Linked DNA regions of Mus musculus: all the other regions are linked to region 2. The links are chromatin loops, found by intact Hi-C in ENCODE. Cell type or tissue: left cerebral cortex. All regions are shown on one strand. Each heading gives the region's core, and the rest is flanking DNA. Links, peaks and the distances in the headings are about the cores only. Region 1 has its middle 16 kb from the start of Gm23460. Region 2 overlaps Gm31955 (a long non-coding RNA gene). Region 3 overlaps Nab1 (Ngfi-A binding protein 1).

Region 1 (10,946 bases), core at 1,574-9,573, 97 kb before region 2:
CTCAGGGCTGGGGGCTGGGAGGGGGCGGTTTGCAGGGGAGACATGGTTAAACAACAACCTCATGGATCAATGCTGCTTCCTTCAATGGTGTATTTTTACAACCTGCATTGCCACACATATCTTCGAGAAATGCAGCAATTTGATTCTGATAGCTTAAGTATTTGGTGAAATGTAGCATTCAGCTATGCATGATATACATGCTGAAACAGCTTTCTGTCATGGATTGTTCTAGAAAATTAGAGCAACAGTAAGTTTTGATCTTAGAACCCCAACTGTAGTGCACTATATTTTCAGAAAAGACATCAGTAATTTGGTGTGCATTTATTCCACAACTTTACAAGATTCAGATTACCTTAGAATGAAGATACAGGAACCCAGGACAAGCAAATGGCCTTCCTGTGGTAGTTGCTGCTGGAAACTGTTAAAGGAAAGATTTAGCCCTCTCAAACCTACTGCAGAACCCAGTATAATTTTAGAGATATACTTTTTTATACTCCTAAGTTCAATTTTATACTCCTCTTAAGAAAAGGCCTGCTTGGCTTGTACAACCACTCTGGAAATCAGTCTGGTGGTTCCTCAGAAAATTGGACATAGTACTACCGGAGGATCCCGCAATACCTCTCCTGGGCATATATCCAGAAGATGTCCCAACCAGTAAGAAGGACACATGCTCCACTATGTTCATAGCAGCCTTATTTATAATAGCCAGAAGCTGGAAAGAACCCAGATGCCCCTCAACAGAGGAATGGATACAGAAAATGTGGTACATTTACACAATGGAGTACTACTCAGCTATTTAAAAGAATGAATTTATGAAATTCCTAGCCAAATGGATGGACCTGGAGGGCATCATCCTGAGTGAGGTAACACATTCACAAAGGAACTCACACAATATGTACTCACTGATAAGTGGATTTTAGCCCAAAACCTAGGATACCCAAGATATAAGATACACTTTGCTAAACACATGAAACTCAAGAAGAATGAAGACCGAAGTGTGGACAATATGCCCCTCCTTAGAATTGGGAACAAAACACCCATGGAAGGAGTTACAGAGACAAAGTTTGGAGCTGAGACGAAAGGATGGACCATCTAGAGACTGCCATATCCAGGGATCCACCCCATAATCAGCTTCCAAACGCTGACACCATTCCATACACTAGCAAGATTTTGTTGAAAGGACCCAGATGTAGCTGTCTCTTGTGAGACTATGCCGGGGCCTAGCAAACACAGAAGTGGATGCTCACAGTCAGCTAATGGATGGATCACAGGGCTCCCAATGGAGGAGCTAGAGAAAGTACCCAAGGAGCTAAAGGGATCTGCAACCCTTTAGGTGGAACAACATTATGAACTAACCAGTACCCCGGAGCTCTTGACTCTAGCTGCATATGTATCAAAAGATGGCCTAGTCGGCCATCACTGGAAAGAGAGGCCCATTGGACACGCAAACTGTATATGCCCCAGTACAGGGGAACGCCAGGGCCAAAAAAATGGGAATGGGTGGGTAGGGAAGTGGGGGGGAGGGTATGGGGGACTTTTGTGATAGCATTGGAAATGTAATTGAGGAAAATATGTAATAAAAAATATTTAAAAAAAAGAAAAGAAAAGGCCTGCTTGCCTATTTTAGAAAAAAGAAAAAAACTTGTATTGATTCTTTGTGGATTTCACACCACACACTCCAACGCACTCATCTTCCCATGCCTTTGTATCCACCCTCTGCCCTTTCAGCTTACACCTCCACCTGAATGCCTGCCACCAACAGAAAATAAAATAAGATAGAAAAAAAATCTTGTCACGGAAGCTGTAGTGTGTCACAGTTTGTCCCACAGTATACCCTTTGTCCAGACTTCTTTACGTGCAAATGTTCATTGCAGTGAGCCATTGGTCTGGTTCAAGGTCTCTGGTTTCTACTACACTATCAATACTGGATGCTCACTCAATACCCTGTTGTTGTTCTGTGTAATGGTGATCCTGCAGCTTTGGATCTGTAGGATCAGGCCCTTCACGTGCTCCAGCAGTTCATAGACAGATCAGATGTTGGTGTGGGTCAACTCAATGCCCTGAATCTGGGCCCTACCTGGGCCTGAGAGGTAGCTGAGTTGGTCAGCCTGCCAGCTCTCCTGTGCCTGCAAAGTCAGGGTGAGTGTTGTGGATGAGCCTGGTGCAGTTTGTATGCTAATTCCACTCTCCTGGGAGGGGCTTCGGATAAGGAGTGAGTCACATGTATTCAGAAGACTTCTTGTGAACCAATCCCCTAACGAGTGAAGGAGCCAATCACTGGGTGAATAGGAGGGACCTCCGGGTTGGACGGAGGAAGAGAGGAAGGAGAGAGGTCCTTTTTGACAGGGATAGCGTGAGGACAAGATGTAATTATGAGTGTCTCCCAGTTTCAGTGGTCGATCCGTCAGGATTCGCCACTGGAGGATTTTGATTTAATAAGGCTTACTTATTGATTAGGATTTGAGTTTTGTACCCAGCAAAACGATTTACCATGGTTTCTGAGCTAAGTCTGTGTGGCATTTTCCTTCACGTGGCTGTTCGACTGAGTTCAAGAGAGAAAGGTATGGTGGCAGAGTGTGGGTTTACCAGGTGTGCACCACAAAGGCTGGGGAGGGGTGGGGGGCATTGCCGGCCAGTGCATGGCCAGCAGGCTGCCGAAGCAGAGAGTTACCGGCACAAGCGCTGGAACGAGCCATTTCATTTTTAATATTTTCTGCAACAGGTGAGTGCTACAGCATTGCTCTGGCTAGCTCACCCAGAGCCACAGCCTACAAGAAGGGTCAGCTCTCCTGCTTTCATACCTTTGGGCCCGCTCACCCATATCTTCTCCACTAGGACTAGCCCTAGTGTGCTGCCCAAGTGAAGTGCAGGGCTCATTCTCCTGAGTGTTGCAGCCAGGAAAAGGCAGGACCAACTCACCTGCCTGCCACAGGCCCTGAGGGGTGAGGTGAGGGAAAGAGAGCATCTCTCGCTTACTTACACCACTCCACAGGAGATGAGGGTGGGGCCAGCTTTCCAACACTCATGCCCTCAGGTTGGACCATGTGCACTGCTGCCACCAGGGACAGCTCAATTCTTCTGACCAGTCAAGCTTTCTCTAAGGGACAGTTAGTGAGGGGTCCTGCTTGCCTATTTTTACGTTTTGCTGGAGTCCTCAGCAAAAAAGAACTCAAGATGAAGCTTGGCAAGCAAATCTGATAGACCTATATCAATTATAGTTTGGAATGCTTATCTCAATGTGAGGCAGAAAGAATTCTACATAACACAAATAGAACATGTATATAATTGAATAATCTAAACCTTTTTAAAAATTCTATTAATTTAATTATGTTAGCATTTCAAATATGATCTTTTTCATTATAATACAACAGCCACACTGAATGTTCTTAAAACAGGAAGTAGAGAAACCAACCATGATTTTTTCAGTTTCAAAGCGACCACCTGCAAGCTCACGTGATTTTTACTCTCCTCATCATGAGTCTCTCTCTCTCTCTCTCCCTCTCTCTCACACACACACACACACACATGATTTTATTTTATGTGTATTTCATTTGCCCATATGCATGTATGTATGTGTACCAGGTGCACACATGATGTCCTCAAAGGCCAGAAGAAGTCAGATCCCTATAACTGGACTTACAGATGGCTATGAGCTATTGTGTGGGTGTTGGGAAGTGAACTCCAATGCGCTACAAAAGCATCGAGTGTTCTTAATCACTAAGCCATGTATGTATGTGGCTAGAATGGAAAAAGAATTAAAAAGACTGATAAAGGTTTGTTATACCCCTTTAGTTGATAGGGTTTTTTTTTAAACCCCCCTGAAGTTGAAGCAGCAGAGGCTGGGACCACAGTGGTGGGTGGTGAAGGAAGGGAGTTTGCAGAGCAGACACTCATCACAGTGGCTGTGGGAAGTGACCAAAAAGCTGAACTTCACTTTCAGGCAGTGTCTCCAGTCAGCAAACCTTCTGCAAAAGACAGATAAGAGATGAGTCGCAGTGAGAGAATTTGGGGAATTCTCCAACAGCATCTTATACTGGTTGTCCACTGATCTCCATCTTGGACTAAATAAAAAAGCTTTAAGCTTAGAGGGAAAACTTCCTCTGATGTTTCCTCTACCAAGTCTGAAACTGAATGGAGAGAAAGTGGACAGGAGGAAGGAGGTGGGGGTGGGATACAGGGAAGGGCAAACGAAATATGAAAAGAACAGAAAGCACCATGGGCAGGCAGGAGTTTTCCCAGGGTTTGTATGTTTGTAAAATGCCGCTTACAGTCTGGATGAACAAGAGAATCAAGTGAAGATGAGGACATTTAACTTGGAGAAAAGAAACCTTAAGAACCAGGGTCTTCAAAAGTCAGAATGGAAGGCCATAAAGCGCTCATCTCCTAGTAAAATCAGACACATATCCAATTTTAGAGCAAACAATTGTCGTCTGGTCCGATTCTCCCTTGGGGTAGCCGGGGACCATTGCACACAAGACTGGACTAGAGGGTAAGGAGCTTAGCCCAGTGTGGAAGAGTGCAGTCAGGATCGTGGTTGGCTGCGAGTGCTTGAGCAAAGAACGCATACCTGGGAACAGCTTCAGAGAATGAGTTTGGTTCATTGAGAGAGCAAAGGCCATTTAAATCTTTTAGAGGGTGAGTAGGGGCTATAGGAGAGAGTGTATATCATTGGCTCTGGCCAGGGTGCTGGGCATGCCTCATTTGCATAGGGAGGGATTCCAGGTGCTGCTAGACATGACCTTATAAGGAGAAAGGAAGTTTAACCTGGCTATTGGCTAGGTGACCGCCTCTGATGAGGCAAAGATTACAAGCAACTGTGTTGCTTGTAATGGAGGATGCAGGCCCAGGGCAGGGGGGAAGCTATCTTACTCCTGCTGACCTTAGGATGAAATTTTGGGATTTACATACACCTCACCCCCAACTTTTGCTCCATTATAACCTTAGTGGGAACTTTCACCACAACATTGTTATGCACTGTACAGCTGTATTAAATGACATGGACTAGCATCTCCTTAAAGGTTGTTTTATTAAAGATTTATTTATTGATTGTATTATATGAGTACACTGTAGCTGTAGAGATGGTTGTGAGCCTTCATGTGGTTGTTGGGAATTAAATATTTTAGGACCTCTGCTCACTTTGGTTGGCCCCGCTTGCTCCGACCCAAAGATTTATTTATTATTATAAATAAGTACAATGTAGCTGTCTTCAGACACACCAGAAGAGGGCGTCAGATCCCATGTGGTTGACTGCTCTTCTGAAAAACCTGAGTTCAAATCCTTAAGAGTTGTTAAAGATTGGCTGCTCTGGTCTCCCTAAGCAGACAGAGGCTGAGAGGGGACAACAACTCTAGAAAGACATCTACATCCTTGGCTACTGCACAGTGATGAGGTATTTTCCTGGTCCCTTACGGTCTGGTCATATGTCTCATCTGACAGGTAAAGAAGGGACTTGCAATCAAAGGCAAAACAGAAAGGTGAGCATGCTGCATCTTCTGTACCTCACACTGAGCTTTTGGTGATAGAGATGTGATTTACCACGATCAACGAGGCCTGTCTCATTGTATGCCAAAATGGACCCTCTTAGCAAAACCCAACTAATAGGCAAGATTTGAAGCAGATGGGGACAGCTATGAAATATCAAGTCCCCAATGGGACTTTAGGAAAATTCACATAGGTATAAGTGAGGATGCCAGGGTTTGCATATCTGCCACAGAGAAGGCACAACAACTGGATAGTAATGGCCAGAGAGGCCACATTCTATCAGGAACGTAAGAAAAGCCCCTCTCTCCCTCTCCTTCTCCTCTCTCTCGCCCTGACTTGTCCCTCTTCTCAGTCTCCATGCAGAGCTGGGGTATAGGCAACATGTCCCATTTGCATTGGAGCAAGAATGAAGTTTTAAAGTGAACTAGACTGGATTGGGCTCTCTATCCTTGGAGAGTAGCCAGCACTCTAGCTGCCAAACAAAGCTGCTCTTAGGGACACAGAGGAGAAGTTGTAAACATGACAGAGTTGAAGGTGAGTGATTGTAGAAAAAAAAAAAAAAAAAAAGAGCTCATGTTGTGTTTGTACTTCCTGTGGGGAAGGGTTGCTCAGTAAGCCAGATGTGGTAGCCACTATTTCATCAGCAACAAACTGACAACAGGCAAGTCTGACCATGGATCTCAGGGGAGCCATTGGTGTGATGAATCACTGCAAAGCCTAAGGTGGAGGGATTCCCTTAGGCTGAGTTTGCCCATCAGCCACAGAGGTCAGTCCAGGGACAAGTCTGGGAACCTGGAGTCATCTTGATGAGTGCCCTAGGAAGGGAGACTCCTGGGGCCCTGGGATACTTCCTTCTGGAGAGGAATGGCCCAGGGTCACCAATGACAGATATTCTGTTTTTCTCTTTTCTTTCATACATTCTCACCTTTTCGAGGAATTTGATCAACACCCCAGCATCTTAAAGAGAATGAGGGTGTACTGGCTAGTTTTATGTCAACTTGACACAGCTGGAGTTATCACAGAGAAAGGAGCTTCAGTTGAGGAAATGCCTCCATGACATCCAGCCGTAAGGCATTTTCTCAATTAGTGATCAAGGGGAAAAGGCCCCTTGTGGGTGGTGCCATCTCTGGGCTGGTAGTCTTGGGTTCTATAAGAGAGCAAGCTGAGCAAGCCAGAGGCAAGCCAATAAAGAACATCCCTCCATGGCCTCTGCATCAGCTCCTGCTTCCTGACCTGCTTGAGTTCCAGTCCTGACTTCTTTGGTGATGAACAGTAGCATGGAAGTGTGAGCCAAATCAACCCTTTCCTCCCCATCTTGCTTCTTGGTCGTGATGTTTGTGCAGGAATAGAAACCCTGACTAAGACAGAGGGGGAAGAGTATCACCTATGGATACCATCTGAGAGGATCGTGGCCTGGTAGTGATGATCTCATAATACTCATTACATCATCCGGGACCCATTCTTGAGAGCACATACAAGAGTGTGCTAAGAAAGTCCCAAGACTGTTAAGCATAATAAAGGCCACTGGGATTGCAGTGGGAACTAACTTTTGTTCACAGAATCAATATATGGTCAAGGCATTATTGCTTTAATCACAGTTTAATGATCATCCAAAAATGGAGCAAACTCCTTGTCACAATGGTTGTTAAAGGATAAACATTTTCCTTTTAGGGATTTTTTTCAAAGGTGTTCTTTTATTGTTCTTCTTTAATTATATATATTTTTGAGATATAATACAATTATATCATTTCTCCCTTCCCTTTCCTCCCTCAAAATGCTAGCATAGACCCACTTCCTTACTGTCTTGCAAAATTTCATGGCCTCTTTTTTCACTAATTGTTGTGCCATGCATTTGGGAGATGTATTTATAAGTATAAATACTTTGCTCAATTTGTATAATGATATCTGTATGTACATTTTAAGGCTGATCAATTTGATATTGGACAATCAACTGGTGTGCTTTTCCCTAGGGTGGATTTTTTTCTCCAGCTCTCAGCATTCCTTAGATCTTTGTGTAGGTTGAAGCCTCTTCTGCCTTCCCCATCAAAGTTGAAATGCCCATTGGCATTGTCCATGTACAGCTCAGGTTTAGGTAGTCATGTTGATGAGATTGTATTGGTTTTTGAGATCAAAATCCTCAAAGAACTAATTAGACGACAGCATCTCACAAAAAAAAAAAGCCTCCCTGACCCTCTGGCTCTTAGAATCTTTTGGCCTCTTCTTCCCCAATGTTCCCTGAGCCTTAAGAGTGGGAATTGTGTAGATGTGTCTATTGGGGCAGAGCTTGACAACTCTACATTTTTATTGGTGTAGTTTTCTATAACAGTCTCCATCAGTTGCCAAGTGAAGGTTGCTTGATAAATGAGGACTGCACTTATCTGTCTGTGGGTATAAAGACAAATATTTGGCATGTAGTTAAAGATTATGCAGTTTTAGTAAAATAGTGGTTGTTGGTTTGCCTTCAAGATCCACCAAGCCCTGGGGAATCGGCTACATGTCCCAGTACTAGAAATGATTTCCCTCTTGTTGAGTAAGTCTTAAGTCCAATTAGGGAGCTGTTGGTTACCATCAAGGTACACATGCCATGCTGTATCCTTAGCATTATTGTAGAATGGTTAGACGCTGATATGGTTCATAGACATCATAGATGAGTAGGGCTATTGATTGTTCCTTTCCTTTGGAATTTTCCATGGCGCCTTCTGGTGCCCAATGTGATGGAACAAGTCTGGTGGAACAGGTTGACACAGAATGATTCAGTGGATGCTAATAAGCATGATATGGGAGGGGCACATGACTTGGTTGGACAATGGGAGTAAAATGGGGGGAGTCACCAAGGAAAGCTGTACAGGGGATGTGCAAAAAGTTAAAAATGATGTACAGGAGCAAAGGAAAGGTGGGAACATTCAAGGGTGAGTGTCAGGAAGCTGAAATTCAAGACAAAATAGCCCTACATGATTCTCACAGAGGTAACTTTTAAAGTATTCATAGAGTAGTTGAGTCACAGCATGGCCAGCTCATTCTGTCAAGAGCCTACATAGACATCGGTGGTGGAGAAGACTCTAAGCCTGTGAACATAATGTACAAGATACAAGGCAAACATGATGGTAGGCCTGAAGACATCAGGGGAGCTTGAGCCAGGGGCAGCAGGGATGTTTGCAGAATGGTTTATTGAGAGCAGCTCTCAAAATCCATGGTTTCTGCAGTGTAGCATCCAGATAATGAGTAGCTACACTGACGGTTGGGAGATTTGGTGTTAGAATAGGTGGCAAGGTTCATGGGCATCAGTGGAAAATACCAATACTTAAAGGCAAAGAGCCATTAGAGCTCCAGGAATCTTTAATTCTGCCAATAACCAGGCTCTCCTGCCTGGTGAAATGAATGCATTATAAAATGCTCTAATATCACTACACGGAAACTCATTTTCTCATTAAACGTTGCTATTTTACTTGGCTCTTTATAAACACATTTCCAGGGTGTTACAATTGAAGCCTGTGATTTTTTTCTAATAGTACAGATTCAGCATCTCATATTTGTTATGTTTGAACAGAATGTTTAGTTATCACTCTGTCACCCCATAACCTGGTGCGATGAAAACTTGTGAGACCAGTTTGTTGCTTCACCAGCAAAAGTTTGCTTGAGTTACTAAGGCTCAGATCTGTATGACCATAAGAAACAAGACCCACCCAGGTTTAAGGACACAGCTGAGCTGCCTAACTAGCTTGGAACTCTGAGATCAGCCACCAGACATCATCCTGGGCATGGTCACAGTCTCAAGACAATTCCACCAGTGTCTTGCATGCTCTCTTGAAACACCTTCCTAGTGTACAAAGCACAGATGACACCAATCAGAACAAAGTGACAGTAGACAGAGCATGTGTGAGCATGTTAGCATTTTCCCCTTGAATAACTGCCAGTGTGGAAGTCAGGACCTCTAAGCCCTAGGACCTGATCTCTTCTACTATTCTTTTGTGCAAAAGAAAACAAAGATTCCATAAATGGCAATATTACTTTTATGTAACCTCAGATTTTAAACATTATAGTTTTGCCTTCTTTCCAATAAGACAGCATTGAGTTGAACTGAAAGACAGGTCTTGATCACTAGCAAAGGCATGTGTTAGGAATTGCAGCTTATCTTTGATGACTGTACTGTAGATGTTTCTTCATTTAATTTTAGTTTTAGTTTCAGTGCAACTTTGTGACCTCTAGGAAAGAGACTGTTTGAAGCTCTACAGAGTATATATGTATATATATTTGGGCATAGGGATTTTATTGTATTCAATGTCTCACAGCTATATTGCTTTCCTCCCACTTGCTTGGAAAGGTTAGTCAATCTCAACTCCATCATAGGAGAAGTTTACTTATTCATAGCTTTGAAACAAACTGTTTCAAGTCACAACTAGAACAATTTTATGGTTGGACTACATACGGTTAAAAAACATTGAGGGACTTTGGGAGGGCCAGAGTGTGGTGCCAGCCACTCCTGGTCTCTCTCAAGCGGACAAGCATCTCTTGCAAACATGAATCTTGTACTTCTGAGTTTCTGGGGTTTCTTAACAGCAGATGACAGAAGTGCTGGCTTTGCTAGACACTAACTTCCTGATAAAAGGCCTTTGCTTTAAAAGCCAGATCTTCAAGTTGTGATTCCCATCACTGACCATCAGAGGAATGTGTTTCTGACCAACAGGGCCTGTTAGAATGAACAAGAAGGGATAGACCTTTTCTTTAGTGCCTGGCCACTCAGGAGGAACACATCTGCTGGAACTTAGAATTTCTCAAGTGGTGAGACTGTTCTTCACCAAACGTCTCTAAGCATGTTCTGATATTCCCAAAGGCCCTCTGTCCTTAAGCAACATTTCTTGGAAACTTGGAAAGAAAGCTCTCATTATTTGTTCTTTCAGGAAGTGATTAATGATATTTCCAAAATCAACAGTATCTCTTAACAGCAAAATATTGAAATTCCCAAAGCAGTAGTTACAGACCCTCACAATCCTGTTCATTAAGGTTATGTGTTAGCGGCCTTTCACTAGTGATTCTGGAAACAATGTGAATACTTTCAAACTTTCAAGTACTTTAATTATAAGATGTTATCCGGCATCTGTGAAGCATACCCAAGGCCCTGGCTCTATCTTCTGGGAGAGGGGCATGCTGATGCAGAGATGTGTGAGCAGTCAAAAGAAGAGAACAGGAGAACAGAATCCCAAGAGCTCAGCCTGCCCCTACTGCCCAACGGCAGCAGGAACCTGGGTCCCACTTGGATGGAAGCTTCATTTCTCAATAATTGTAATACTTCTTCTGGAATTTGCATGACATCAAAAGACCTGAGGATTTTTTAAAGTTTGTTTTATTTTTACTTTATGTGTGTTGACTTTTGCTGGCATGTACCATGTATCTATAGTGCCCATGGAGACCAGAAGAGGGAGTTGGATCCCCTGGAACTGGAAATACAGACAATTGTGAGCTACCAT
Region 2 (10,946 bases), core at 1,368-9,367:
TGTACTCCATCCCACTCAAAGGACATAGGGGCGTAAGTACTGGTTCTTGTCAACTAGGGGAAAACCAAAGGCACACCCCAGCCGCTCTGTCCTGCCTCACTCCCAGGTTACTTACTGCCTTTGGCAGCAGCCTCAGATAAAGCCACATTCAGAGAGCTGCTATGCAGAGGAAGAATCTAGGTCAAGGTCCTTCAAGAATGTACTATGTACAGCAAATCCAAGGAAAGAGAAATGATTTGACAAGGAAAGAGAGCCCTTCGGCCTTTGATGCAGAATCCTGGAAGCCTTCAGGCCAGATCCACCTATGCCATTTCTCCAAACAGATTCTGATCCTTATAGCCCAGAACTCACTTGGGAATTAGAGAATGCCATGGGCATTCTCCTTTAAAAGGAGGCAATAAGATGTGAGTTCAGAACTAGGACCCAGAGGAAATCAATTCTGCAGAAAGATGAGAGCAACGATACAATCTGATTCCACTGCTGACCCAGTCCATCCTGTGAGAGGTGCACAGAAGCTCAAAGGGCTGGATAAAGTTCCTTGGGGCAAGGAATCCTTTACTCTCTTCAAAGAGAAATGTCTCCAAAGTCCCCCAGGGTGCTGGAAAAACCTGTGTAGTGGCAGGAATTACTGTGTTTGCCTAAGGCTTGGGTCCTGGACAATTTTGTTTTTCAGTTTTTGAAAAAGTCAGATTTACGAAGATTTCATACACATACAGTGAATTTGCACTTTCTCCAGGAAGGTTTTGGTGAAGACTGACCGGGGGGTGGGGTGGGGTGGGGGGCTCTTAACCATCCATGCTGGGAAGACACAGCACTTCCTGGCTCCCCCAAACTTCTACCTCCCCCCTTTTGACCTTATCCCCTTACGGCTATAGTTTTAATGTCTGTCCCTCAGTTCTAGAGCATCGCATAAACAGAGTGTAAGAGAACAAAGCCATTTCTGTCTAATATCTTGGCTTTAGCATGATATAAAACCAGGCTCTCAAAGCTTTAGTTTCAATGCCATCATTCCTGGCAAAGTCATCTTTCCTTCTAATCTAAGGCTAAGAAGACACACATCAGTGTTCTTACTTAACAAGGCTCACTGAAGTATGGCAGTAGTCTCTGAATTGAACCTAAAGAGTTATGAGTAATTATTTCTTCAGGTATCTATTTTGATGGACTTGCTCAGGCAACTTTCACAGCATAAATAACCATAGTATTATTGATGTACACATAGTAGTGTACACAAATACTGTCCTGTTGATTAGCACTTAGAAATATGTAATCCATTCTAATAAATAAAGTATTTATAGACCTATATTGTTGCTTTAAGGGACATGAAAGACTAATTTAAAAGATGGTACATGGCAGTGTATATGCACATATGGAATTTTAGGCAAGCTGAGGCAAGCGTTCAGGAGTTTAAGGCTGGCCCAGACTATATAACAAGACCTTGCCTCAAAAAAACAAGGGTTTCAGATGTTGCTTAGTGGTACAAAACTTAAATAGCATGGACAAGGGTCTGGTTCTGATGAGATCACACACTCAAAAAAAGAACAATATATAATTCAATTATAGGATGTGGGTGCTGAAAGGAGCCCTGACATCTAGTCTACCACCACAGAATTTCACCCTCTGGGATGGGTTTTAAGACTATCCAGTCTTCCTGTGTTTTACTTTTGAACAAAATCTGAATTGTTCCATTTTACCAATGAAGACTTGGTAGCTAGACACTGGGTTGAAATCCTGTTCGCTCAGAGAGGTAGAAGAAGGACCCAGTTGACCTTCCTCCTCACCCAGTATCCTAAAAGGAACCTCCCTCTCTAATGCCATCTCAAAAGCCACCTCTAAATGAATGTCCCTCCCTTCTACTTCCTGTCAGTTTCTCTATTTGTCCTCCTGACCCCCTCTTACTCTCTATGGCTTTTTTCCTCTGTTCATTCCCTATCAACTGGTTGCTTGTTCTGCCTCTTGACCTATGGTTGACTTTACTTAATCCTGTTTACAATATTCAAGCAGAAAGCTCTTGAATTAAATGTATGTGCTAAAGCTGAGCCATACCACAACTAAAAACAAGTTTTTAAAGTTAATAACACAATCTCAGGGTTCACAGTGTGAGCAAGTATCCTGCAACACCTAGGGTTTTAAATCATTATTTTCCCTTGGGTAGCATGCTGTAAACCAAACAGACAAGTTCTAAAGTACATGAAGATAGCTGGTGACAGGAACCTGAGGGCAGCTGGCGAGAGGACAATGCTGCTCCTCCATGGGCATTTAAATGGAAAAGATGAGTATCACAAATCCATGTACGTGGCTTGACTCACTCCTGAGATGTCTTTTCTGGAGTAGCCTTCCAAAGCATCCAGCTAGCAGAAAGGAAAAAAAAATACTCCTAAGACTTCCTTCTTGCCAATTCCATGTAGCCCTGCCTTCCAATTGCCCACACAGCTTCCCTTTGCTCTATGGTTTCTTAACCTCTCACTTCTTTCTTTAACGCACTCCTGTTGGACAGGCAGAAGTGGCAGGGGGTTAAAGGGACTCTTCTATAAGAAATTTTAACCTTAATAGGTAGAAATTTGCATGATGAGCAGTTGTGACTTTCTGTAATGGTCTCTGTTTGCAGCAAAGAGAAGCTTCTTTGGTGCAGGGTACACTTATCTGTGGGTACAAATATTAAGTATTTAGACTGTCGTTAGGAACTGTGCTGGTTAGAAAACCAGCAGTAATAAGCTCTCCTATAAGGCCCATGACCTCACTAGCCCTGAGTGGTCAGCTAGGTCTCTAGCACCAGGCATGATTTCCTCCTGTTGAGTTGATCTTGGGTCCAATTTGACAGCTTTTGGTTACTGCCTGGATATGTGTGCCATTACTGTATCTTTAGAGATGTCTTGCCATGATGGTCATTGTTGTAGTTCATAGAAATCACAACCAGATAGGACTATAGATTGTTTTCCTTCCTTGACAACTTTGAGTACTTTCTGATACTTTATAAGCTAGGCCACAGGAAGGAGGCTTTCAGGTCAGATACAGCTCAAATATTCTAATCCTTGTGCCTTGTAACTACAACAATGGGGACTTACCTTCAACCTGTAAGAGGCTACAATGGACAACAGTAATATTGTTTGGAGAGTCTCTTGAACTACTCTAATCAATACAATGGAAGTTTCTCATACCAGGTGCTGGGTGTTTTGTTATGTAATCTATGGCTCTTGTGGAGTACATCGTCAGCCCAAATGGCATATATGTGTGTGTGTACAAGTGTATATGTGAAATTATAGATATATGTGTATATATGTATATATATATTTATATGTACATATAAATATATGAATCACTATGTGTATTGATTTGGATAGGAATGGTCATAGGCTCATATATTTAAATGCATGGTGGTGCTAGAGATTAGGAGGTGTGGCCTTGGTGGAGAAAGTATGTCACTGGGGGTGGACTTTGGGGTTTGGAAAGCTCAAGGCAGACCCAGTGTTCCTCTCTAGTTCCTGCTGACTACTGATCCAAATGTCAAACTCTCAGCTCCTTGCCTGCGTGCCTCCATGCTCCCCACCCTTAGGAGAATGGACTAAACCTATGAAAGTGTAAGCCAGCCCCAATCAAATGCTTTCCTTTGTAAGAGTTGTGGTCATAGTGTCTCTTCACAGCAATGGAGCAGTGACTAAGGCTAACACACACACACACACACACACACACACACACACACACACTTAGGTAAATATGGTATGATTCTGTGAGAATTTATCACACATCCTTAGAGTTATTTGCCTCTTCTTTCTCCCTCTCTTCCTGTCGTTAGCTCTCCCTGCCCGTTTTTTCCATTTGTCCTTCACCGCACCTGCTACTCCCCTCTGTAACCTCACCAGATTCAATGGTCGCTGTTTTAAGTTCCCTGGTCTCTCTGGTCGCTGCACGCCATGCATTCACATCTGAAGATCTGAAGCTGGGAAACGCCACTGAGAGGGAATGTTCAGTGTTTTTGTTTTTGTTTTTGTTTTCTGGATTTCAGACCAGTTTTTAGTTACATATCTAGAAAGGCCACAGTCTAGAAGGCTGTATCACATGTGATATGTTTTCTTTGCATATGTAGTTCATACACGTTCGTGCTAGGTCTTAGCATCTCATAAAACAAAGGCTCGTGAAAGATAGGTTACATTCCTTTCTGGCCAGTCGGTTTTAGATTCCATGCTTCTCAATGAAGCCCCACAGTTGCCTGTGTGTATCAAAGCCTTGGCACGAGGGTGAGCAGGTATAGTACCTGTCTTGGGCAGGGGAGAAGACACTGATTTCCCAGTGCCCCGCCCCACCAAGAGGCAATATCTGAGCCTCTTTAAGAGGCAAGAGAGGTTCTGGAGACTACACAATATTATGACATTTCCTCCATATTCTTATGCCTTAAAAGAAAAAGGGACCTTTTTAAGCCAACAGGGAGCCGAGTGGAAATGGGATAAAAATTATGGGAATAAGTGGGGGAATATCGTTTCTGACATTAGGCTTTGAGTAAAGCAGCTGAGGCCAGGTGAGTGCACTAGTTCCCACAGCAGGAGCATCTTCTTAGTGTGTCCTGGGCCATTTTTTGACAACCTTTCTGAGACACACTGAAAGGACTGGTCCTTCTTTCTATCCTTTCTGATACAGAGCCACTCTGTAAATATGAATTCCTGAGTGTTTGTGACTAGTCTGAAGATGATTTTTGAAAGAACAACAAGCAAATGATTAGTGAATCAGGCTGCTCCCGCCGCGCCCACCTCTTCTGCTTCTGATATAATTACAGTGAGTCTGGGTTACGCGTATGTGAACATCTTCTGCTGTTGATTGTCAGGCAATCAAAGAGCATTCCTCGCCCCCACTCAGACCCGTAATTTAGAAGCTTCTTTGCAGTGACACTCGATGCAGCTTAATTATAATGTTCTTCCCTCCAAAAGCTATTTAAAGGATCTGGAAGCCGTGCGTTTCAGTCCTATCGTTATGAACAACTGAGAAATCCGTGTGTGGCTGATACTCCCTTGAAATTTGATAACTTGCACATGACTTTTAACAGCACTGCTATGTACTGTATGGGATGAGTATTATTTTTAAATAAGCATTTCTTTCAATGAAAGCATGTTCCAGTGTAGCTTTACAGTTTCAAAGTTGTCCTCTCCCATACATACCTTCAGAAAGAAAGCCAGTCAGATTTCACAGCCATGTACGGTCTGTTTTCAGAACTTTTTTTTTTTTTAAATGGAATTCTCAAACCCAAATGGGTAGGTGTTTGAATTCAGTGCTGAAATAAAGAAATGCTTTTTCTGGATACATTCTCTTCTTTGCTGGCAGTGACTGGTACCAACTTGCTCTTAATTATCTCCATTCAATGCTAGTCATAACCGCCTGCCTACTCCACACTCAGACAGCCCTGCCCACAGGCTCCTCCCAGCCCCCTCAGGCTGAGTCATCTGCCTCTGTTCTCTCGTCCCCTCCAGTCTCCCCACTACTGTCCCCTCCCCGCTGTATTTCCCTGTTTTACTTCCTTGCCCTTTTCAGAGGGACACTCTCAAACTGCCAAAGCTTCTTTTTCTGTTCTCAGTATTGTGCGTGCTTGAAAATCTGGAAAAAAAAAACCAAAACACAATTCTCGGGAAATGTTCTTCCAGCTTGTGCTTCAAACTCACTGGCACCCATATTTATTAAACTTGTGTTTTAAGAAGAGTCAACTTTGCCCAGATAGAGTTGTCTCTTGTGAGACTATGCCAGGGCGTAGCAAACACAGAAGTGGATGCTCACAGTCAACTATTGGATGGATCACAGGGCCCCCAATGGAGGAGCTAGAGAAAGTACCCAAGGAGCTAAAGGGATCTGCAACCCTATAGGTGGAACAACATTATGAACTAACCAGTACCCCGGAGCTCGTGTCTCTAGCTGCATATGTATCAAAAGATGGCCTAATAAGCCATCACTGGAAAGAGAGGCCCATTGGACTTGCAAACTTTATATGCCCCAGTACAGGGGAACGCCAGGGCCAAAAAGGGGGAGTGGGTGGGTAGGGGAGTGGGGGGGAGTGTATGGGGGACTTTTGGGTTAGCATTGGAAATGTAAATGAGGAAAATACCTAATTAAAAAAAATGGACCACCAAAAAAAAAAAAAGAAGAAGAAGAAGAGTCAACTTTGAGAAACTGGAAATTCTTCATGTTCACTCAAACATGCAAATATGAAAAGGTGTTATTAGGGAGCTCCCATGCAGGTAATGAAGAGCAGGCCCAGGTCGTGCCTGGCAGCACCCAGATTACAGCAACCCGCCCCCTGCTTTCATAACTGGCTTTGAAATGTTGGAGCTAAATCCGGATTAGCCTCCAGACACTGCTTCCTTAGGCCTAAGGCTGACCGAAGGCTCCTGGACCATGTAGAAGGCTAGAAGCTCCGAACCCTGGAAACCCGTGCCTATCCTTGCTCAGCTCAACCTACAGCACAGGCATGAAGACTCTTGCCACATTCTCTGTGCTTCCTTGCTTTATCTAGCATCTTTAGAAAGCATCTGTGAAGGTCAATTTCTTCCTGTGTTCAGGGCAAATCAGTCCTCACTAGGTTCTGTGCAGTAGAGATTAGCTGTCACAACGGTACTCAGTGAGCAGCTCCAGTTATCCCTGCCTTGACACTGCACAGGCCAAGGAGTCGTTCCTCTACAATCCCATCAGAGGGGGTTTCTTGGAGAAGTGGAACCTCTCCTTTCCCTTTTATCATTTGGTTAAGCCTCATAACAATACCCACAGAAAGGCATCATTTTCTCCATCTGACAAATAGGGAAACTGAGGTTCAGAAAAGGCATCACAAACTTAAAGTCAAATCATGGAAACTGAGGCTTCCACTCACCTAGCACCAAACACTGACCAAGCCTTTAGCTGCCTCCAGTCAGTCTCACTATCCTACCCCCACCCCCCACCCCCACCCCAGTGCTGCTGTTATTTGAGTATTGATAACATTAGGGATGGTTTTCTTCCATAACAGAGACATAGGGTTTTCAGTTTCTTTTGTACTTTTTTCCCCTGCTGTTTGAACCTGCTGTTGTATTCGTTTGGTGGCAAGGCCACCTCTACCCCACAAAACAAGTCAACAGGTCCTAATTCCAACGGGTCTACTGGGGATTGTTGTGCCCTATCCCAACCACTCCAACCAAGCTCAGGATATGTATGCTGCTCAATTCTACTTTACTCAGAATGAGGGAATCTGCTTTTAAACAAAGACCAACTTATGTTGCTAACCTATGCCTCAGAAATTAGACGATGAAAACTGGAAGACTGTCACCACTTTAGATTCAGTGGGACTTGGGAGAACAAAATGGGTAAATGAGGCAGACTAAAGCCTCACACATTAGTCAACTTATTCAGAGTCTCGGAAGACATATACTCTGAAGGTTAAGAAAAGTCGAATTAGTAGAGTTCTCCTGAGTTTGAGCTGTCTATAATTACAAGGAAAAGCCAGCCACACATGGAAAAAGCAAATTTTTTCATAGAGGAACATAAATACATTTAATTTAATAACATCAGTGGGCAATAATGAGTAATCTAAAGCAAACTCACTTTTGTCCACAACACCTGGACACCATATTCCAAGAGCAATTTCTTGTTTTTGAAAAAACTGAGGCCACAAGACTTTTCTTTACTTGGAGTGTTCTCCCAAGCATTCAGAATTCTCCTCACAGGACTCTATTCTTGGGCCATATCCAGACTGCATTCTCATTCCTGGAAAATGGATGGAACAGGTGTCTTTATGGTTTGAATATTTCTATCAAAACCCACACTGCAACCTAATCACCATTGCGGAACACTCAAGAGGTAGGAACCTACATGAATATAAGATCCATGATTAAATGAAGCTTTATGGTTTGGGGACTTAATATAATAGGACTATGGCCTGCAAAGAAGAGGAAACATCTGTGCTGTGTAAAAGGATCACTGTGGGCTCAGAACCCTTAAGACCAAGTTCTCAGCACAAAGAATATTTATTTGCCCCAGAGGGAATAAGAGACAAGGGCAGGGAATAAGAGACAAAGACAGGAGATAGAGGATGAGGGGCAAGAAGAAGAGAACAAGAGAGAAGGGCAGGGGTATTTGTTTCAGAGAAGGAGACCAAGGACTACCTCTGGATAGGAAGGAGACAGACATGACCCATAGCAAAATGGTAGTTTACAAGGTAAAAGGAGAAACCCAATGTTAGGATGAGGTGTTTAATTTTAATTGGGCATGTTAACTAGGGTAGCCAAAGGGGATTTCAATTGCTAGACTTCAATACTTTGATACCTGGACCTTGATAGTCAGCCTCAGAAGGCTAAATGAGGGAACACACCCTGGTGGCTAATTGCAGGAATGCAATCTAATGGTTTTTAACAAAGCAGAGGAAATGGGGAGAAGGACAAGGCCTGCCAGAGCAGTGCTTGCCATACTTGGGCTGGCTAGAGACCCTTCCCTGTGGTCCTGTCCTACCATGTAGAGTCCCCAGTCAATCAATCAATCACTTCTCATCCATCAGAACTCATAAGCCAAGTAAACTCATCTTCATTAAAGACTTCCCAGAGGAGGGATAGGAGAGGCATACAGGTAGATATGATCAAAACACACTGCGTACCTCTACAAAATTCTCAAAGAATGAATAAAAATACCATTTCAAAAGATTACTCTATCTATAGTATCCAGTTATAGGAATAGACAAGCTTCTTTCAATTCTTCAATTTTACGGATTTCTAGCTATGTTAAATCAACAAAAATATATTGAGTACCTATCACATATCAAGTATTGGGTGTGAAATGGGGGGGGTGTACAGATGTGACTCAGTTCATCTCTCAAACAACTCATTCTATAGCAAGAGAGAAGGGGGCTAGAAGATGGTGAGATCTTATTAAAAATTTAAATTAGAATAAAACATTTTTTAAAATCAAAGTATGTCACACATATAGAGTGATTAGTAATGGCCAGTTGGTTGGTTAAGTGACACACCAACTGAGCTTGAGGTCAACTTGAGGGATGAACTAAAATGCCCAGCCAAGAAGCAAAGGGCTTTCTAGATAGAAGGAACACAATCTCTGGCTAAGCAGAGAGAACATGACGGGAGCTGTAATAGTGGGGAAGGACTCACAGGTCTGCTGGCAGCCATTTATCAGTTCTTAGTCAGCAAGCATCAAGACAACGATGGAGACACAGTTTGGGAACCCTGAGCTCATGTTTAAGAATGATCATGGCTGTTTTGTTCCCATTTCTAAGAAAGGGTAAAGTGTCCACACTTTGGTCTTCGTTCTTCTTGAATTTCATGCGTTTGGCAAGTTGTATCTTATATCTTGGGTATCCTAAGTTTCTGGGCTAATATCCACTTATTAGTGAGTACATATTGTGCGAGTTACAGAGACAAAATTTGGAGCTGTGACGAAAGGATGGACCATCTAGTGATTGCCATATGCAGGGATCCATCCCATAATCAGCTTCCAAACGCTGACACCATTGCATACACTAGCAAGATTTTGTTGAAAGGACCCAGATATAGCTCTCTCTTGTGAGACTATGCCGGGGCCTAGCAAACACAGAAGTGGATGCTCACAGTCAGCTATTGGATGGGTCACAGGGCCCCCAATGGAGGGGCTAGAGAAAGCACCCAAGGAGCTAAAGGGATCTGCAACCCTATAGGCGGAACAACAATATGAACTAACCAGTACCCCGGAGCTCTTGACTCTAGCTGCATATATATCAAAAGATGGCTTAGTCGGCCATCACTGGAAAGAGAGGCCCATTGGACACGCAAACTTTATATGCCCCAGTACAGGGGAACGCCAGGGCCAAAAAGGGGGAGTGGGTGGGTAGGGGAGTGGGGGTGGGTGGGTATGGGGGACTTTTGGTATAGCATTGGAAATGTAAATGAGCTAAATACCTAATAAAAAATGGAAAAAAAAACAAAACAAAACAAAATAAAGAATGATCATGGCTATCTCCTAAAGCCTCTCTTTAGCTTGAAGATGGCCTTTGCTTGTGCCTGTGTACCTAGTGTCTGCTCTGCTGATAAGCATCATTCTTACTGGGTTTTGTCCTATTCTTATGGCCTCATTATTTAATCTTCATTACCTCTGTAAAGTTTCCATGTCGGCATTAAGTCACACCGTTAGGGGTAGGCCTTCCACATATGGATCTGATGAACCACAGCTCCTGTGCTGTTGGAAAGCAAGCCAGAATAGCTACCCCAACTCTGGTGGCCTTGTCTCAGTTGCCTTACCCACAAGACAGTCATTAGACTTCGCTCAGATCACTAAGGGCTCAGATGTGGGTTTGCTCTTGGTTCGTTCTGTGGGGCTGAGCTTGGTGCCTTGACCGCGTGAGATCTGTCACTGCTGCAGATTCGGGATTTGCATTCATCCCTTGCCAGTCAGCTAGTTTGTTTGTGTTATTATTCTGTGGTATATTTTGGGTTGTTGACTTTGTTTTCTTATATTTGCTTGTTTGTTTTTTGTAGAGAGCTTTTGGTACCCCTTATAGAAATTTGGTGAGTACTTGTCACTGGGCTCAAGGAAGCAGGCTCAAATAAGAATATTCACATTTGGGCTAATGCAAGGATCAAGGGGAACATAGCCAAGGAAGGTGTGACTTCTCTTTTGTCTTGGTAATTCCTATAAGCACCCAGACACAGGACTTGGGCGCGTTGTTTATTCCTTTATTTGATTACTACCTGGTGTGACCTCTTTGTTCATTGCCTTGTTTAATCACTTTGTCTTTGATCTAAGAACTGACCCTATTCTCTGCTAGTACCTAGAATGGTTTAAAAGCTGGCTGGGAAAAATTGAAGCTGCTTCAGCCTCCGCACTGGCTGGAGTCATGTTTGTTTAATTGTCTTTTTCTTTTCAATCCTCACTCCTGCCCTTGGGACCCTGTTGACTGACTGAGCTGGCTTGGTCAGTTTTTGAGATAGTCTTGTGTAGTAGCCCAGACTGGCCTTGAACTTTCT
Region 3 (10,946 bases), core at 1,143-9,142, 130 kb before region 2:
TATCTGTTGGATAACGAGATGCCTCGTTTCTCATTATAAACAGTGGAGCACTAACTACCCGTTTTCCAGCAAGCTTTCATGTACAAAGTTTGGAGGTCCCCACCCCAGTTTTGCAGTATTCTCATAGCTGACCATGAAGGCCCTCATGACAAGATTTGCCATCTGCATAGTTCATTTAATTCCCACAAATCTCCCTGGGCAGGCAAAGCAGGTGATGCAATCTCCATGGAAAAATTGGGAATGCTGTAAACGATGTGGTTAGCTTGCTGAGACCACACATCTGGTCCTAACACAAGAAGACTGGTTAGCTACTTCCTCGTTCATAAGCCTCTTCAAACAGTATTTAAGATATTGGGACATCTGGGGATTCTGTCAGCAGCTACACCCACAACATACTGTTGAGCTGATGGCTGCTGTAAGTCTCCAGCCCTGACTTCACTCTTTGGTCCAAAGTTACTACCCCTACTTACCAGGTTTAAGTACAGGGAAATCATTGCAGCCCTTAGAAAAAGATGTCTCTGCCTGCAATGATCCATTTTCTAGTTTCCTTTGTAATCTATGCCTGGCCCTGTAGCCTTTATTGCAGTGAGTATCCCCAACATACTCCTAGGCTACTGTTCTCCATCTTCATCACAGACATTAACCAAGTATCAGCTGTGTCTGGTATAGCCTTTCTAAAATCTGACCTGGCCGTCTTCTCTGAGAGCATCAGTGGCTTCTCTTTACCATCTATATAAAAGGAATATTTACATTGTTTAAGATAAGATTTAAATTTCATAGTATTGTGTATAAGGCCCCACAGAATCTGGCCGTGCCTGTCTAGCATCTCTGGACACTTCGTTAGGTACTCCTTACTGTAACTGTGATAAACCATGTACAGCTCATTGGTTTTGCCCTCAGGCCTTTATCTAAGCTTCTGTCTTTTCCTGTAGAACTCCTCTCAGCTTCTTGTTCTCTTTCGAGAGCTTTCCCAGTGTTCCAGGTCTCGGATCGATGGCCTCTATGGGCTGATGGCCTCTATGGGTTGTTTGTCAGGGTGCAGCATGCCTTTCCTGGCTGCTGCTGTAGCCCCAGGTGCTTTCACCGAAATATCCCCCTACCAGTATTCCCAGCATCTCCTTGCTGGTTAGAGTTTTATGTATATAGCTCCCACTCATCCTTGGAGAGCTATACTGTGTATATATTCCTCAAACATTCTTTTCCTCTGTATAACAAAGGGACGGGCAAGTCACCCATTCTGATCCATTTTATGTTCCCTAAACGTGGTAGAGTTGGGGCTGAACTTTCTAAATGGGAGAAATATTTTTTGTGGGTAATTCTTATGTACCAAGCACTGAGGTAAGTATTTTCTTTGCACTATTTTCTTTCCCTAAAAATGCCTGTATAAATGAGCCTCATGGCTGCTATAGTGTCCCTCTTACAAATGGGACAGTCTATACCCAGGGAGAAAATGATGTGTTCAGCACCCCAGGATTAGCAATAGGAACAGACTTCAGATTACAAAGTTGTAGTCAGTTCTCATGAAAAATAGCTATTATTCCTAGCCAAGTTTCAGAAGTATCTTCATGTTAGGGCTGTATGCATTGAGCTTAGGCTTGGAGCTGGTGTCTATAGCTGTAGAACAGGGGAAACAAGCATTGTTTGTGAGGGGTAAGTAGAAAATGTCTGTGAAACAGGAACCAGTACAGTTTGGGCTTCTGAACACCAGCAGTGCGGTTGTTGGGCAGTCTGCTTGATGCTTGGCCCAAGTGTACTTGTTTGAGCTTAAAGGAAGGTTTGCTTGAGTGGAGGCTGGAGTTGTAGGAGTTAAAAAAAAAGTCTTAGAAGAAAACTGGAGTAACCAGAAGAATGATGTGCTCATGCTCTTATAGAAAGTTGGCTCTAGCTCACCTACTGATTACAGTCTATGCATCCCTATTCATCAGTGCAGGGGCTAGAAAGGCAAGTGTCTTCACTACTAAGAAAGGACAGTTGGAGATGAAGGTGCATGACACGGTCTCACAGTGTCAGAGCTATTTACGTTTTACTTCCAATCATGTTGTTTCATGTCTGACTTCAAACAACAGATAATTGTGGTTCTGGTGCCTTTAATCCCAGCCCTCAGGAGCCAAGGCAGAAAGGTTGAGAGTTCAAGGCCAAGGCTGAGCTACAACCTGGACTAGCCTGGCCTGTAAAATGACACCATCTCAAAACTTTAAAACTTTTAATTAAAAATAGATGACTAGATGTTATTTAGGAAATTGATTTTGTAGACTAAATATTTGAAAGCATGGCATGCAAAGACCATAACGGGAGACTGTTTTGAGCCAATATCTTATATCACAAATAAAATAAAACATTTTATTATATCACCACATCTTTTTTCTACTAGATTACTGTAATGGGTTTTTACATTCTTAACCCTGTGTTAAAGGCATGTAGCTTATCCCACAAAGAAAAAGCTGCATTGGTAATAAGGATTTCTCTAAGGAGACCCTAGTGGCCTCCTCTTAAGGCTTCCTTACTAAAGCCATCATAGTTGCCTGTAGCTTTATATAGAGCAGCCTTTTATATAACAGCAAATAAGCAGTTAAAAAAGAACTTAAAATTAATGGTGGGTAGGTTGCCCACCATCGTGTTCCATACATATTGGATGCATGACTGTTCTCACTTTGCAGCTGTCATGTGATAAGCCCATGATCTCATCATCTGTTCCCAGTTGGTCCTCTCAGCAGCTCAGAAAGATTCTCTTGGCTTTACCTTCCCCCCAAAGACACTAACTTGGGAAGACAGGTACTGTAGGCCATTGTAGGCTCATCCTGACAAAGGGGACTCACAGGAAGTACTGGGAAGTTCAAGTTGGGTGGCAATTTAATTTTTTCTTTTACTTTAGGTCTTTACCAGACAGATTATAAACAAGCAATAAAAAACATGGCAATATGGCTACTTACTGAATTACTAAAACTCCCTTTTGGACTTTAGAGCAGTACAAATCATGGTACTGCACAAGCTTATAAAACGGTCACATATAAACCAGAGGGTAATATACAAGCTTATGCAACGGCAATATATTAACTTTTGCATGTCAAAAAAATTTAACAAAAAAAATATTTTTAAAAGCCCAACAGTTCCCAGTCCCAGCATTGAAAGTTACGCTGGATGAAGCCCATAACCCATCCAAACAAGGCCTTTAACCTCTGGTTCTTAACCTGTGGCTCAGATAGCCTGCATGCCACATGCTTTCTAAGATTCAGAACTGTAGCAAAATTACAGTTGTGAAGTATCAGCAACATGCTTGTACCGTTGAGGACCACTGCAACAACGTTAGACAGCAAAGGTGGCTTCCTGGTGGAGGGTTCTGCCTCTTGATGCTTTTTGTGCTGGATAGTCAAAACTATTGAAAGATGCTATTTTCATGGAAATACTTCAGTGCTTTTCGTAAAGCTAGAAGTAGGAGAAGGCTCCAAGTGTCTGGTGTGAGCATGTGAGCTGGTTCAGCAGGTGAGTGGGGGGTGGGGGGCGGTGAGGTGAGTGTGTGTGAGGGGGTGCTGGTTGGAACTCTTGTCTCTGTGGTCATAAAGTCTGCTTGCCAGTGCTGGTGCTAGAGAGCATCAGATTTCCAATCTTGTTCATTTGCAGTTTTACTATAGAAAATAAGACACGGTGGCTTCGAAGACTGAAATGCAATATTCTACATTAAGATCTCAGATTATTTACTACTCAGGGCAGAGGGTTGTCTTTGCTTTGTGTGCTAACAAAGTCTGAATCTCCGGGCCCCACAGGATGGATTTCCCGACTTCCAGGAATCTGTGCCAACACTCTTCCAGCAGGCCAGAGCCAAGAGCGAGGAGCTTGCAGGGCTCGGTTCACAGGTAAGGCACCTGCCGTGACTGTCATGGGAATAGCTATAGGTTGGGGGTAGGTGGGTGCTTCAGCTAGCTTCCACTTGATGTTTGTGAGGATACAGTTTGTTTCTGCTTGTTGTTAAATGTCTTCTGGTCCTCAGCTTTATCTGTCTGATGGCAGGAACATCTTGGTTTCATTTGGCTCATGAACAGAATCTGATAAGCTGTTACTTACTCTCTGTAGTTCTGTAGGAAGTGACACATTCTTTGAGTATCAGGGAAAACAGCCATTTTGGTACAACTCTTAGGTAAAATAGCACAAGATCTCAATAACATATCGTCAACATTGCTACTCTTACCCCATTTAAAGCATTACTGAACAATTGTTAAATTAGTGTGTAGCTTTGGATAATTTTATTAATTTCTGTGTATATGTCAGGGGGTGCATGCTTGTGTGGGTGCACAAGGGTGCTGGTAGGTGTACTCATGTGTGCACCTGTTTATAGAGGCCAGACGGAAGCCTTGGGTGTGGTTCCTCAGGGTCCACCCACCTTGATTTTTTTGAGACAGGGCTCTTGTTAGCCTTGTTCTTATTTGTTCTTCTAGCTGGCTGCAGAGCCCCAGGAACCCAGCTGGATCTGCTCCCCACTACTGGAGTCATGGCGCATACCTCCCAGCTCAGTTCTTCATGCTGGAGTCATGGCGCATACCTCCCAGCTCAGTTCTTCATGTGGGTGCTGGGATTTGAATTTGGTTTCTCAGGCTTCTACAGCCAGTACTGTGTGCTACAATAGCTATCCTCCTACCCCAAAATCTTAGTCAATTTTTAACTATGTATGTGCTCAGAAGTGGACATTTCCAAAGTCCGTGTGTGAATGTCCCTTTTAGACAGAACTGCAGACCTGTTTGCAGGCCCGTTTAGTATTGCCAAACCTTGCTACTATGTTTCCCTCCCAGAATGGCCTGTTGAAATGTCCCCAGTTAACTTGCCAAAATGAAGTTGTTACCTTTGATCTGGTTTGTACATGTCTAGAAAAGTAATAAGGGTATTTCTTCTGTTTTTTAATCCATTATGTGTTCCATCTATTGATTTTTAAAATTGTGAATCATGACTTTTGTAACCAATTTTACATAGTGGCATTCTTATAGTACTTTTATATAACATGATAATGAATCATATCTGCATTTTGACTATTACTTCATTGGCAAATGTCATATAGACACACTGCTTTGAATATCACATGCAAGTAATTTAAAGCAGAACACAGAAAAGGAGCCTCTAAAACACGTGCAGAGGTGACCTCATATGTCACACAGCAGCCTTCTGTTTCAAACATGTCCATCTATGCGTGGTTTGGAAATGCTGCTTCACTCTGGGATGGAGGCAGAGATCCTTGCTGGCAGGGATGCCTCTCTGCATAATTTGCATTGTTTAATTTTGGTGGGAGGTGTGTTTGTCTTGTTCTTCTAGACAAGCATTTTACACCTTTTCTCCTCCAAGCAGGCTGTCATCATAGCAGAATCTGGGTAGCGCCAAATCCTAAAATAAGATGCCAGGATTTCACCCTGTGCTCAAAGCAGTTGACAGCAGATGTTGCTGCTGCTCTTAGGCTCTTTTTTTCCATCTTCTTTCTTTCTTGATTTCTTTTCTTTTTTTCTATTTTAGAAAGAAGGGGAAATCCTTTAAAGGACTCAGAACCTTGGGAAACAAAGTGAAGCTTACATTGGCTTTGAGTTTACATAGAGTTCTCTTTATGGGACTGAAAGGAAACCTTTTGAACAAACCTGGTGTCTTACATGACACAAGCATGCATTCATAGTTATGGAGGCAGATATACATCCACAGGAAGTGTGAGCTCCTTTTAATAAATACTAAATGCATTCGCTGGTGTCTCAAATTAGCAGCATCAGGCCATGAAGAAATCTAGAATGCTTTAGTTATTGCTTTTATCTTTGCTTTACTCACTAGCAGGCTGAAAAGGGGATGGCGAAGCAGATGGAGCTCCTGTGTGCCCAGGCCGGGTATGAGAGGCTGCAGCAGGAGAGGAGACTCACGGCCGGGCTCTACAGGCAGAGCTCCGGCGAGCAGAGCCCTGATGGCGGCCTGCCTTCTGATAGCTCTGATGGACAAGGTGAGCCTCTGCAGTGACTGGCCACTTGCCTCTCAAAGAGAAGTGGGGAGAATGGATTCCTTTATGTCTTGAAGGGATCATATCTGCAGAAATCCATTTTCACTAGTCCCTTTTCAGAGGAAAGTGGTCATCCTGCATCCTGTATATTTTAATTTCTAAAAGTCCTTACGTTTTATTATTCCTGTACTGTAGCTTGCGCATGTGTAGAGGCTTGGTCAGGACAGGGATGTGCGAATACAGCCCATTTCCCCTAAGAAACAGATTCCGTCAAAGATGCTGCTTTGCTGATAGCACCTGTTTCCTTGTGGTGCTAGGATTGAACCCAGGGCCTTCCACTGAAGTACACCCTCACCTTTTCCAAACGACAGAAACATCGTTCTTTAAATTTCAAAAATCAATTTGTCTAAAATGTATATTTGTTTCCTAACACAAGTCTGTGTTAGAAAGCTGAGTCATGAGTGTTTTTACTACTCTGAAAAAAAAAATGTTTTTGGCTTTTCTCCTGTCTTCAGTATGAAGAAAACCCCATGTCATTGTCATCCACTCATTGAAAAGGTTTTTTGAAGTGTTTTCTATATGCCAGGCAGGCCTCCAAGGCCAGAAGGCAGAGCAGTGCAAAAGACATCCTTGCTTATGCACAGCTTAGCTTCAAGTAGCGAGGAATGGTGTGTAGCCCTGTAAATCGGTCCTTAGCTTCAATATCAGTAAATAGTATACTGAAGGATATTGTCTTATTTTATGTATTATTTACTTTCTAGTAAGTGCTTAGTATTGTTAATAATTTCTTTCACCAAGTAAGAGTCCATCTTTTAAAACATGATTTAAGTTCATAACTTAACCTGTTAAAAAGTAACAGGTTTTGATGTGGTATTTCATGCAGTATTTTCCTCCCTCCAACAGCCCCTTTCTTGTAACACATACCATATTACACTCTCTCCCTTCACCCTCCATAAAATCCCTTCTTCCTATCATCCCCTTTCTGGTTTCATCACACACACACACACACACACACACACACACACACACACACACACACACACACACACATATATGCGTGTGCAGTGTGCGCGTGTGTGCATCTAGGTTCAACATACAAAAGAAACTGTGGAGTTGATCTCTCAGTTTGGCTTACCTCACTTAATGTAATATGATTCCCAACCTATCTGCTTCCCTGTGTTATCATTTTACTTTTCTTTCTGGCTGGCTGAATAAAACTCCCCCATGCACCTGTACCTCGTGTTCTTTATCTGCTCTTCTGCTGGTGGACATCTGGGCCTGATGATATATCTTGGCTGTTGAGGAGTGCAGTGATAAGCGGATCGCGCACATCTCTGTTGTAGGGTCTCCAGAACACTGCAGGCATGTATGCAGGCGTGGTAGAGCTGGGCTGCATGGAGGTTGTTTTTAGTTTTCTGTGAGCCCTCCATACTGGTTTCCAAGGTGGCTGTACCAGTGTTCACTGTCACCAGCAGTAAGCCGAGAATTCTTGCCCTGTGTCCTCTCTGGCACTTGCAGGCTCAATGATAGCCACTCCGACTAGAGCGATGTGGAAATTTAATTTTAATTTGCATTTGCATGATAGCTGAGATGTTGAGCCATTTCCCAGATATTCAGGAAGTGTGTATGTGTGTATATTTCTTCTTTGCCATTTGTGTATATTTCTACCTTGGCATTTCATTAGTTCAGTTATTAATGGAAGGTGAGAGGAGAGGTTTTTGTGACTGATTTCTGCACTCCTTTATATGTCATGGATGCTAATCCTGTCTGACATGTATTGGCAAAGATTTTTTTTTCCAATTCAAATAAGAATACCTCGTTAGTAAGCATTCTCTAGCCATGAAATGAAATGTCACCTTCGATCACAACACCAGAGTAAAACAAAGATTTCCTTTCTAACACTTGACAGAAACGTTGTAGCTGAGGTCTTCTTTAGCTTCTCTGACCCTTCTTAGTGGCTAAGAATTAACATATAAGAAAAGACAATTATGAACAACTTGATGGTGATTAATTTATGACACTAGGATAACTTGCTGTGCGATAGTAATTTTCTGTGACAGATAATATAATATGATGTGTAACACATTTTACAGTATTTGTACTAATTATTTTTTCATGGATTATGTTTTTTTTAAAAAAATAACTATAATTGGCCTAAAGCATTCTCTGCCTATCTACTATTAAATGTGTGGTGAGTTGATAGCATGCCCTAGTATATGATTATTAAGAAAATGTCTTACAGAGGAGCTGTATAACTCGGCATTAGAAGGCTTCTAGAAATGTCCATCTCTTGTTCTGTTCATCTTAGTTCTTAAGTATCCCTCAACAGTTTGTATATGCCAGGTACTAACATTAATGGCATGCCATTTTCCTCCTAAGTTATTATTTTAAATGTCATTTCCTGGCTATTATAAATGCCGCAGAGCTTCTTAATTCTTCTCATTCTCAGTAAGGTGTGTACTGGCAACTTGTGAATGTTTATCTATAAAATCAAACAGAAACCAAACAACAAAAATCACAGGGACTGTTTAAAATGTTACTTTGTTTTCTTTTTCTTTTTCTTTCTTTCTTCCATTTCCTTAGGAGAAAGACCTTTGAATCTCCGAATTCCGAGTGTGCAGAACCGACAGCCCCATCATTTTGTGGTGGATGGGGAGCTGAGTAGGCTTTACTCCAGTGAGGCCAAGTCCCACTCCTCAGGTGAGACTGCAGACTGCAACCAGGGAAAACCTGAACAGCATTCCCTTAGCCCTGCTTTCCCACTTCTGTCCCCACTGAACTGTGTCACTTGTCAGTTCCCCTTGGGAATTTTAGATTGCTAAAATGTTAGCCAGCCTCTTTGAGAATCATAATAGTATAAGGAATGTCTGGGAAGAGTTGTAAAGGTTAAAGTGACTTGACTAGCTATGGATTTTGACCTGCAGTTAGGTTAAGCTGAGTGGTTATGCTGAGGGGGACTAGCTTTTCTGACAGTGCTGTGGTGTGTCACCGGCATGTTCTGCATCTGTCCTTGTGCTGAGAGAGCCCTGAGTACCAGGACCTGACTTTTTGCACAGGTGCATTTTAGGGTGAGGTTGATGTCTGGAATGATAGGCACATCTGGGTACTCTAGTAAAATGAGTCAGATAGCGGTAGATAGTGGCTGCCAGCACCATCGAGGCGAGTCTGGTATCACTCAGTCTCCGAATAAAAAAAGTAGCTCTAGGAATCACTTGGTCAGAGTCGCTGATTTTCTAGATGGGAAAGCTGAGATAGGACAGTTCCCTGGGTTTGTACGTTCAGCCAGGGGGAACCTGTCTTTATAGCTGTTGTCCATTGAGGACCTGCTGTGAAGTTTATCCAGAGAGTCTGTGACTTTATGTTCATGCTCCTAGGAGCAGATGCTAAAAAGCCTGATGTCCTAAGTAATGTTGTGCACCTTGACCACCTGGCCACTGTTTCACACTGACTGTCAAAGAAGTTGAGGATGGAATTACCCTAACATGATAGCAAATTGGTCCCATATCTTGAGCAACATGAAAAGCCAACCCCTTCTTTAAAGTTCTTAACAAACTCACATGTTCCCTACAAACCCAGATTGCTTTGAAGTCTTTACGTAAAAGAAATAGCGCAATTGCATTGGTCATCTTTGTCTCACCCTGGTGATACACGTGGTATGGCTGCTACACGGAGCTTTAGTTAGGCTGGGGTTTTACATAGAACGGAACAAAGGGATTCCTAAGGGAGAGCTTTGGCTTTTTGTTAAGATTTCATTTCAGTTGTTTTTTTTTTTTTTGAGAGTTTTACACAGTATACTTTGATCATACTTCTCTCCTCCCACAGCCTCCCCCAGATGCCACCCAAACCTCATTACTCACCCAACTTCTCTTAAAAAAAAAAAAAAAAAAGGAATAGGACTGGAGAGATGGCTCAGTGGTTAAGAGCACTAACTGCTCTTTCAGAGGCCCTGAGTTGAATTCTGAGCTTCTACATGGTGGCTCACAACTAACAACAACAGTGTGCTCACATATATAAAATAAATAAATCTTTTTTTAAAAAAAAAAAAAGAATAAAGCAAAACAAAAGCATTCCCCCCAGATCCCAAAAACAGAACCATAAAATTCAATTCGTGTTAGCCAGTGCCTCCAGAACATGGGGCCTGTCCTGGACACGGCAGTTGATAAGTACCCAGTATCAGTCCATTGAGAAATACTTTCTTAAAAAAAAAAAAAAGAGTAGAAATAACACAGTTTCCATGCAGCAAGAGCCTAGACTTGACAAAGGAATCCCTGCTTCTCACAGATGCGTACGTAAAGTGAATACCTCACAGGGTGGTTTTTGTAAACAAGAAAGTATGAGTTGTATGATGGGTAAAAATTAAAGTATTGTGGCTGTTTTCTTACTCCTAAGTGCACTTTTAAATCCCTTTTTTATATAGAGAGGGTTCTTGCATATATTGACCCACCTACATTCAAGCTAAGAGCACTGGTTCCCTTTCTATAGCCCTTTCAAGGTGTGTGTGTGTGTGTGTGTGTGTGTTGTAATGTCCATATTTTTGCATGTATGTAAAGTATAATATATATTATTGAAATAACTATTCATAAAACTCCATGGAACCATTATTTATGAAAGTAACCTTTATTCCCACTTATCCCAATTTTGTATGCCATGGCTAGAGGAACTTTTAGAAATTGTTTTATATTTAAAATTGAAGATGTATTCCTGTTTCAATTTAATGATAAATATTTTAGCTATTAACATTTGTATGTTTGATTCTATATACTTAACACAGTTAACTAAGCATTTTTGGAAAGGTCTCTCTGGAGACTGGAGACTGGAGAGATGACTCAGTAATTAAGAGCGCTGACTCCTCTTCCTGAGTACCTGGGTTCAATTCCCAGGATCCACATGGCAGCTCACCACTGTCTGCTATTCTACCTCCAGGGTTCCAATACTTTCATGCAGGCAAAACTCCAGTACACATAAAATAAAATAAATTTAGAAAGGTCTATGG

The links. Peaks named below come from ENCODE experiments on the same cell type or tissue, not always from the same donor. Only the 100,000 strongest peaks of a DNase experiment are listed, where the experiment ranks them.
Region 1: a loop joins it to region 2, with 2.0 times the contacts of the local background. A loop is called at or near these places in 3 of 42 quality-filtered maps.
Region 3: a loop joins it to region 2, with 14 times the contacts of the local background. A loop is called at or near these places in 2 of 42 quality-filtered maps.

Annotation. Positions count from the first base shown.
Region 1 is chr1:52,423,319-52,434,264 of GRCm38, reverse strand. No RefSeq gene overlaps it. Among named protein-coding and RNA genes, the nearest start is that of Gm23460, 16 kb to the left of the region's middle. In left cerebral cortex, for the core only: a CTCF peak has its summit at 5,220 (motif pointing right); no DNase peak of the experiment used is centred there.
Region 2 is chr1:52,326,084-52,337,029 of GRCm38, reverse strand. The region is part of intron 1 of Gm31955 (a long non-coding RNA gene); the gene reads right to left. Among named protein-coding and RNA genes, the nearest start is that of Gm31955, 26 kb to the right of the region's middle. In left cerebral cortex, for the core only: a CTCF peak has its summit at 8,297; DNase peaks (open chromatin) are centred at 4,879 and 5,381; H3K4me3 peaks cover 203 bases.
Region 3 is chr1:52,459,795-52,470,740 of GRCm38, reverse strand. It overlaps Nab1 (Ngfi-A binding protein 1), which reads left to right. Exons shown (of 8, transcript NM_008667.3): 5 at 3,762-3,851; 6 at 5,794-5,956; 7 at 8,537-8,653. Among named protein-coding and RNA genes, the nearest start is that of Gm23460, 21 kb to the right of the region's middle. In left cerebral cortex, for the core only: no CTCF peak of the experiment used is centred there; DNase peaks (open chromatin) are centred at 3,827, 4,598, 5,281 and 5,776; H3K27ac peaks cover 1,780 bases.